Regions from separate parts of the Homo sapiens genome. Here region 2 is linked to region 1. A link is a contact called in ENCODE POLR2A ChIA-PET data. All regions are on one chromosome and are shown on one strand. The core of a region is the stretch at or near the end of the contact, and the rest is flanking DNA. Distances in the headings are between cores, read along the strand shown.

The links. ChIA-PET counts read pairs that join two places held with the same protein, here RNA polymerase II (POLR2A).
Region 2: POLR2A ChIA-PET joins it to region 1 with 10 read pairs in Caco-2. The contact joins the enhancer-like site here to the promoter of LUC7L3 in region 1. POLR2A ChIA-PET finds 5 or more read pairs at or near these places in 4 of 52 experiments (Caco-2, GM12878, HEK293 and 1 more).

What each region holds. Positions count from the first base shown.
Region 1 is chr17:50,716,830-50,721,389 of GRCh38, reverse strand. It overlaps LUC7L3 (LUC7 like 3 pre-mRNA splicing factor), which reads right to left and starts at 1,787. Exons shown (of 10, transcript NM_016424.5): 1 at 1,559-1,787. The coding sequence starts at 1,657. RefSeq lists silencers at 1,451-1,510, 1,851-2,080 and an enhancer at 1,681-1,820.
Region 2 is chr17:50,882,426-50,886,985 of GRCh38, reverse strand. LOC105371825 (a long non-coding RNA gene) reads left to right here. Exons shown (of 3, transcript XR_001752940.2): 3 at 1-182. Among named protein-coding and RNA genes, the nearest start is that of TOB1-AS1, 18 kb to the right of the region's middle. RefSeq lists enhancers at 1,252-1,780, 1,781-2,309. Within about 2 kb of position 2,370, at least 12 of the 41 ENCODE cell types and tissues checked have a DNase peak (open chromatin) inside an H3K27ac peak, as active enhancers do.

The DNA of each region.
Region 1 (4,560 bases), core at 538-3,037:
AACCCATCACATACAATGCAATGTGGCAACAAATTACCCCGGGAAAGAAAACAGTTTCTCTAAAACGTGTTCAAAGTCAAGGGTGCAGAGATACAAGGCTGTTCCAACTGATAAGGAGTGCAATGGAAAGCATTTTTCTCTTGAATTCAAAATATACAAATAACCTATTGAACATAAGCCAAATCGCCATAATGTTTTGGTTTTTTACCTTACTTAGGATTTTGAGCGTTATTCCTAACACATTTGCAAAGTTTAGACTGAAAGGTTACAGAGTCAGGTAGTTAAAAAAAAAAAAAGTTACTTCGCTATAACAAAGATGCCTACAAAAGAAAGATGGTCAAGGTAAGCAGTTCCTTAGTCTCCTATTGTGACAAATGGTCGGGGGGATGGGGAGCCTAAATGTTAAAAACAAAAAACCCACCTCTTAAAAACAATAAATTCTACTCTAAGAATGTTTCATACTACTTTGGAATCAGTTAGCACCCCAACACAACTTGAGCCAAACTTACTCTTTCTTAAAGTCCTAAAAGGAGTCATCTAGCACCAACTTGCTTTCCTACACTGCAAAAAAGAAATTTTACCTTAACCAAAGCCTACGTTTAAAAAGAGTAAGAAAACAGTTTTCTAAAGAAGCATGCATTACCTGAACTATTCCTTCCTATTTTGATTAGCAATTGTTTTAAAATTAGCATGTTAGATTATAACCTCAAAGTAAAATTAAATTCTGTATCTATTCTCCAGATAAGACCTAAAGTAAACATTACACTGCATGTTCAAAACTAGATCAAAACACTTGAAATGCTACAGTAGGTGCAGAGAACCAGTTTCATAGGATTGTGGAAAGCTAACAGAACTACAAAGATTAGTTTCCTCAGTTGCCAAGACTTTGGGTGAGCCTTTTTAAGTCTCACCAGTGAAACTGGGGTTATAATATTTACCTTTACTCCCCGGGCTAAGAGCATCAAATGAGTTTTATGTGGAAGAAAAAACCTTGACAGCTGCCTCTATAAGGGACTTCTTAGAATACTGTTAACGAACAATACTTGTAAATCATCACGGTAAACCCTAACAAGTAAACGACTTCTTTTACATTTCTATTTCCCCGTATAAGCGTCATGCTGTAATTACTTAAATAAAATACCGCCACGATTTTTACCATGAATCCTGGTCAGAAATTTTAGTCTAAATACGACGTTCAACCCAAACTATAGAAAAATGTGCCCTTCTCCCTATTTCATAATGAGGTGAAACCTCGGAGCCGCTAGATTTAATAAGACGCTGCTATCCTTCTTTCCCGCGTTTCCCCGCCTCATCAAGGTGCTTTTCAATTATGCCAAGGGCTCTCCCGGACCCCCTTGATACTAGAACAACAAAACCAAATCACCCCCATCCCCGGGTCCGGACAGCATCCTCCCTCCTGGCTCCATGGGCACCGGGTCAGACGCTCGACCCCGGGTGCGGCCCTGGCCACATCGCGCCGCGGCCAGGAGGGCCACAGCCCGCGCCCGCTCCCCTCCCCCACGGAGCCCGGGCTCAGGCCAAGGCCCGCGGGACTTACGCTCTCGTGGTCCCACCGCACGTTGCTGCGCTTCTCGTCCGGGGCTAGGTTTCGGTCCCGGCCCATTAACTCATCCAACAACTGCGCGGCCGAAATCATGGTGCTTCCTTCGGGCGGCTGTTCCCACCAGCCCAGGCACCCGCCAACGAAAACACGGGCGACACCGTCGCCAATCTCCTCGGCCCGCTCTCAGGCCGAAATCCCTCCTACACACAGGAGCCGACAAGACAAAATGGCCGCCGCGCGGACGCCTTCCCAGCATGCCGTGCGCCCGTGGGACACGCCCAGGCCCGGGCGGAGAGGGCGAGCTCGGCTTCCGCCGTCCGGGGGCGGGGCCCGCGGAGGCCGGGTAGGGACTCCGCCCCTGTCTAGAGGCCGCGGGGACGGGTAGCCTCTGCCCGCGCGCCTCCCCAAGCGCCCGGTTTTCCCGAGCTTCTTCACGGTGAGAAATTGGAGCCTAGGTCTTGAAGCCTGGACACCGCTTCAAAATGGAGAAAGTGTCTCCTTTAGTCCACGTGGTGCACATGGTGCCTCATGCAGCGGAGGAAACTGAAGATTACGGCTTCCGACTCCATTTTCCTAGTCGCTGTGCTCACGCCTCTTGCACCTGGCTTTGTCCTCCCGCCCTGAGTCTCCTGATTAACAGGATGGGAAATCGAGGCAAGAAGAGACAAGGCGGCTTCTAAAATACGGGGATTCAGTCCTACACCAAATGTCTCCCAGTGTGGAATTTTTTAAAAAGATATTGATCCAGTAGGCCAGGTGAGGTGGCTCACGCCTGTAATCACAGCACTTTGGGAGGCCGAAGCGGGCGGATCACCTGAGGTCGGGAGTTCGAGATCAGCCTGACCAACATGGAGAAACCCCGTCTCCACTAAAAATACAAAATTAGGTTGGCGTGGTGGCGCATGCCTGTAATCCCAACTACTCAGGGGGCTGAGGCTGGAGAATCGCTTGAACCCGGGAGGCGGAGGTCGCGGTGAGCCGAGATCGCGCCATTGCACTCCAGTCTGGACAACAAGAGCAAAACTCCATCTCAAAAAAAAAAAAAAAAAAAAAAAAAATATATATATATATATATATATATATACACACACACACACACACACACATACACACACACACACACACATATATATAGATAGGTAGATCCATTTATTCAACAAATGGTATGTGCCAGGCACTGTGCTTAAAGCTAAACTCAGAACCTTTCAGACAGTCCATGCTCCCGCAGACCTGTGCATTGGCGAGGGGAGATAATCGCTGAAGAAATAAAGTCACAAATATATCAACGTATGTTGGGATAATGCTTTAGCACAGTTAAGGGTATGGTCTCTAAAGCCAGATTGCCTGGGTTCGTAATCCCAGCTCTGCCGCTCTGTGCCTTTGTTTCCTTTTCTGTAAAATGGGGTTTACAATAGTCCTCCCCCGGCCCCCAGCCACGATGCTATTGTGAAGATTAAATGAGTTTATACAATGTAAGGCACTACACATTGATAACAAGCCCAACACTTTTATTTTTGGGGGGACTGGGTCTGGCCCTGTCACCCAGGCTGGAGTGCAATGGCACGATCTCAGCTCACTGCAGCTTCAACCTCCCGGGCTCAGGCGACCCCCTCGCCTCAACCTCCCCAGTAGCTGGGACTACAGGCGCATGCCACCACGCCCGGCTAAGTTTTTGTATTTTTGGTAGAGACGGGGTTTCGCCAAGTTGCCCAGGCTGGTCTTGAACTCCTGAGCTCAAATAATCCACCCACCTCAGCCTCCCAAAGTGTTGGGATTACAGGCGTGAACCACCGCGCCCGGTCGTGGACACCTCTTTTTAAGAAGGAAAGCAGCAAAATAGGGTGAGAACTCAAAGGAGGTATGGGACATGAAGCCTTTTTTTTTTTTTTTTTTTTTTTTTGAGCTATCGCTCAGGCTGGAGTGCAGTGGTACCATCTTGGCTCACTGCAACCTCTGCCTCCCGGGTTCAAGTTTATCCTGCCGCAGCCTCCTGAGTAGCTGGGATTACAAGCACCCGCCACCACGCCCAGCTAATTTTTGTACTTTTAGTAGAGACGGAGTTTCGCCATGTTGGCCAGGCTGATCTCAAACTCCTGACCTCAGGTGATCCACCTGCCTCGACCTCCCAAAGTTCCCAAAGTGCTGGGATTACAGGCGTGAGCCACCAAGTGGGGCTGGAGCCTTTTTGAAGATAGGAAATTAGAGGCTAGACATGGTGGCTCACGCCATAATCCCACTACTTTAGGGAGGCAGAGGCAGGGAGATAGCTTGAGGCCAGGAGTTTAAGACCTGCCTGGGCAACATAACAAGACGCCATTCTCCACAAAAAGGAAAAAAAAAGAAAAGACCAAAAAAAAAAAAACCCCAAACGTAGGAAATGAGAGAATGTTTAATGTTGGGGATATTCCAGTAGAGAGGTGGAAAATAAAAGAAGGGGATAGTTAATGACTTAAAATCTTAAAAAGGTAACGGGTTGGGTCCTGGCGTGGTGACTCACGCCTGGAATCCTAGCACTTTGGGAGGCAGAGGTGGGTCATTTGAGGTCATGGGTTCGAGACCAGCCTGGCCAACATGGGGAAACCCTGTCTCTACTAAAAACACAAAGGATAGCCAGGCGTGGTGGTGGCGCCTGTGATCTCAGCTACTCGGGAAGCTGAGGCAGGAGCATCGCTTTAAACAGTGGACTGTCAAGAGACTTAGGCTGTAGTGAGCCAAGGTCGCGCCACTGCACTCCAGCCTGGGCAACAGAGTGAGTGAGACTGTGTCTTAAAAAAAAAAAAAAAGTAATGGGTTAGGCTCCAGGGCATATTTGAAACCTCTGGCCTTTGATAGGAGAAAGGATCTTCTCCACTGAAACAAGAAAGAAGAAAATCAATTTACAGATTTAGCAGTGAGATGAGGCAGTTCTCAGCTGTTGGTTACAGTTTTCCCAATGAAGCATTTATTGAGGGCTCTCCACTGTTACTACCACCAAAAAAAAAAAGGCCGGCCACAGT
Region 2 (4,560 bases), core at 1,121-3,620, 170 kb before region 1:
ATCACGGGTCTTCCTGCTTCTGTGATCACCTTCTCATAACCTTGAGACCACTGCACATTGATGAAGTTCAGTTAATCTACAATGACTGTAGCCATCTGAGTGACCCCAGGTGAGACCAATAGAACTGTCGAACTAGCCAACGCACAGCATTGTGAGAAACAATAAATCATTGTTTTAAGCCATTATGTTTTGTGGTGGTTTGTTACAAACACATAACTAAAACAACCTCAAAATCTGGATAATATGTTAGGGCCTGCCTGGAAAGCTGGCTGCCCCCCTGCTCTTCCTCGGCCCATCGTGGGAACTCTTGGCTATAAACAAATCTTCCCGGAGTGGATAAGTGGTCAGGATTTAAGGTGGTATTCTTCCCAGGTGCTCGTGCAACTTCAAAAAAATAAAATTCTAAGAATGGGATTTCAGGCCCTTATCAAGGACATATTTATGGCCAGGGACCCTCCTGCCTGCTCTTCAGAAACCACATCTTGGCTTCTTCCTTCAATAGCTTCCAGCCACCTGTTAAAGATCTGCCTTTCCCAGATGAGAAGGCAGGTCTAATTCAGAGGAGATTGAGCTGGTTGATAATGCAGAAGAAATTTCAAGGCGACTCTGAAGCACATCTAGGCTTCCTTGTAGCCAAACCAAACGAAATAATCTCAAACCCCAAAATATTACAGGAAAAAAAATAAAATCAAGTATTGCAAAGATGACAAAATGTTGGGTCGGGCATTATAGATCATGCATTATATATAGCAGTTACCTACAGATAGTAAAAAGTCACACCTGTAATCCCAGCACTTTGGGAGGCCGAGGCGGGTAGATCACTTACGGTCAGGAGTTTGAGACCAGCCTGGCCAACATGGTGAAACCCTTTCTTTACTAAAAATACAAAAATTAGCTGGGCATGGTGGCACGCGCCTGTAGTCCCAGCTACTGGGGAGGCTGAGGCAGGAGAATCACTTGAACCCAGAGGTGGAGGTTAAAGTGAGCCGAGATGGTGCCACTGCACTTCAGCCTGGGTAACAGAGTGGGACTCCATCTCAAAAAAAAAAAAAAAAAAAAAAAAAAAAGCAGATGGATTCCAATAGAATTTGACCTCTTCTGAGGTCTTTACATTGTTCTGAAAGGGTCTGTTTGTGTCCATTTCCCTAACTAGACTGTAAGTCTCTTGAAAACAGGGATCATATCATAAAGTATTCATTGGCTGGGCAAGGTGCCTCACACCTATAATCCCAGTATTTGGGAGGCCAATATGGGAGGATCAGTTGAAGCCAGGAGTTCGAGACCAGCCTGGGCAACAAAGTGAGACTGACTATTCTCTATTTTAAAAAAAGAAAAATTTTCATCTTTATGACTCTAGAGCCTAGCACATTAGCACAGGGCTTTGCACAGAGCTGGCACTCAATGAATGCTGTTGAGATAAAGCACAATTTAAGCCCAAAGAGCAGGGTGGGGAGCTTAGAAGTCAATAGGTCCTATGGTTTTGAAATTCTGAAAGATTTGAAATATCAGAGGAGGCAGGAGAGCAGGGGTCTAAGCCCATGGGAAGTGCTGGCCTAGTCTGGTGGGCTCTTGTCTCCCTCAGCCTCACCTCAGGCCAGGAGTTTGTGCCTTCACCTGGGACACTGGTGACGTCAAGGCAGCTGCGAATCCTGAGTGCAGTGCCACCCTGAGCTCCTGTGACCCAGCAACCTCTGCTCAGAGAGAGGAGCCTTTGCCTGGCTTTGGGCAAAATGGAACCTGTCTGTGCCTCAAACCTGGAGCTCTGAAGGCTGAGGACTTCCAACCCCTCAAGTGTACCAAGGCAAAGCAAACAGCTCAGAAGCAGCGCAGGGAGGTGGCACACCCCCAGACACTTGTCAGCTGTGCCGTCAACTCGTCATTCTCACTGATGGGTGCCTGCTCCCTCAAATCCTCCCTCCAGCATCCACCTTTGAGGCTGGGGTCCCGGGTGCTTCAGGGGCTCCCAGACCCCTGCTGGGTGAGTGTGGTGGCCCTGAGGAGTGTGTCTCCCTTTTCTACAACTCTAGCTCTGCCCTATACATCTGGGGACAGGGCCAAGAAAGGGGTCCGTTGAGTCAAATGGACCCAACAAGTCCTGGTCACGGCCTTTCCAACCAGAAGCACCTGCCTGGCCCCTGGAGACCTTGCTCCCTATCTCCAGGAGGAAGGAAAGCAGGGGAGAGGTGGAAAGAGGAAGGGGGTGGGGAAAGATTGCCTAACACACTTTCCCAGGTTCCCCCACTACCTACACAAGGTTCAGTCCTTATTTTGGTATGCAGAGCTCCTCCCAGGCTGAGCTCACCCACAATCGCAGCCTTATCTCTGCCTCTCCCTACTCTGACCTGACAACCATGGGAGTCTGCCTCACACTTGTGTAGGGGCTGAGTCTGGAATGTCATTTTCCTTTCCCTGCCCATGAAGCAACACTCTCCCTTCAAGGCTTCTTTAGGCTCTGCCCTGCCTTCCCCACCTCCCAGGCAAAGACAGCTTCCCAAAACCTCACAGCAACTGTTGCCCCTACCACGATCTGTCTGGTAATACAGCAGGATCACTCATTCATTCATTCACTCACTCATTCATTAAGTCCTGTATGAACCAGGCTCTGTGCTGGGGTCCCAGGATACTGCAAGGAACAAAGTAGACACAGATCCTATCCCTTTCGACTGCATTGCTCAGCGGTGGAGACAGCTACTGAATAAATAGCTGCATAGGAACTATGGGAGCAAAAAGCTGAGGGTTTGCTGTAATAGGACTGGGGCAGCTTCCCCTGAAGAAGGGAAATAAAAGCCAAATGCTAAGCTCACTAGGGATGAATGAGGTGAGAGGAGTAAGTGAGAGGCTGCAGGCAGGACTAGCAGAAGGCCCTGAAGTGGGAGGGAACCTGGTGTATTTGAGGAAGTAAGAGAGGGTGGAGGAAGGTTGGGCAAGCTCTGGCCTTCTGCTGGGTAGGCAGGCAGGCAGCAGATCCTCGAGGGTCTGTAGACTGCAGTGAGGGCTTTGGTCCTCACCCTAAAAGTCATGGGAGACACTGATAGGTTTACCCCAGTGGGTGCAGGGTGACGGGAACATGACTGATTTGCATTTTTTTTTTTTTTTGAGAAGGAGTCTCGCTCTATTGCCCAGGCTGGAGTGCAGTGGCACCATCTTGGCTCACTGCAACATCTGCCTCCCGGGTTCAAGCAATTCTCGTGCATCAGCCTCCTGAGTAGCTGGGACTACAGGCGTGCACCACCATACCTGGCTAATTTTTGTATTTTCAGTAGAGACAGGGTTTCACCATGTTGGCCAGGCTGGCCTCAAACTCCTAACCTCAAGTGATCCGCCCACCTCAGCCTCCCAAAGTGCTGGGATTACAGGCATGAGCCACCGCGCCTGGACTGCATTTTTTTTTTTTTTCTAATACAGAGTCTTCCTCTGTCTCCCAAGCTGGAGTGCAGTGGTGCGATCATAGCTCACTGAAGCCTCAAACCCCTGGGCTTAAGTGGTCCTCCTGCCTCAGCCTTCCAATTACCTGGAACTACAGGTGCACGCCACCACAGCTGGCTAATTTATTTATATATATATATATATATATATATATATATATATATATATATATATATATATTTTTTTTTTTTTTTTTTTTTTTTTTTTTTTTTGTAGAGACAGGATCCTGCTACGTTGCCTAGGCTTGATTTGCATTTTTAAAAGATCCATCCCTTGTTTGTGGGGTGGAGAAGGTGTTAGCAATGAAGGCAGGAGTCAAGGCAGGGAAACCAGTAGGCGGCTGGCGTGGTGGTCCAGGGAGGAGGTGCTCATGGCCTGCAGGGTGGCGAACGGACAAGATCAATAGGTAGGAGGTCAGGCGGATGGGTCCAGTGGCAGCTTGAAATTAGGGACAGAGTGAGCAAAAGGGGGTGTCTCAGAAGACTCCTGGGTTTCTGGCTTGGGAAGTGTCTGTCCCACTAGCCTGGGGCTTACTCAGCCTCCTATTCTCCTGCACCCAGTAGAGTAGTCCTGTGAGCGATGCTTATGGAATGGGAATCCAGACGCAGGGAAACAGGACAAAAGGGCTAACTCTCTATTAGGGAGTATGTTAGGATTGAATTAAAGCCATTTTAGCCAACCATTTACAGAGTTCTTATAATAAATAGGTATTTCAGAATGCACAAAAATCAGATCTCTGTTCACAGAAGAGGTCTAGTGAAAAAAAAAAAACAGATCTCTTCCAATGTGATAAATTAATGCTTTTGGAATGTAGGGCAGATAGGTGTGGTGTGTGCATTCTGTTCTCATTTTTGTGAGAGATAATAAAGGAAGCTTTTGGAAACAAACACTACATAAACAAAGAAGTGAGCCCCAAATATAAAGATGATATATGTATATATTCAAATTGTACAAAAAGTATGTATAATATATAAATATAATAAATGTTAAAATGTATTTAATATTTTATTTTAGGCCAGGTATGGTGGCTCACACCTATAATCTCAGCACTTTGGGAGACCAAGATGGGAGGATTGCTCGAGCCCAAGAGTTCAAACCAGCCTGAGCAATATAGAAAAAAAAAAAATTAGCCAG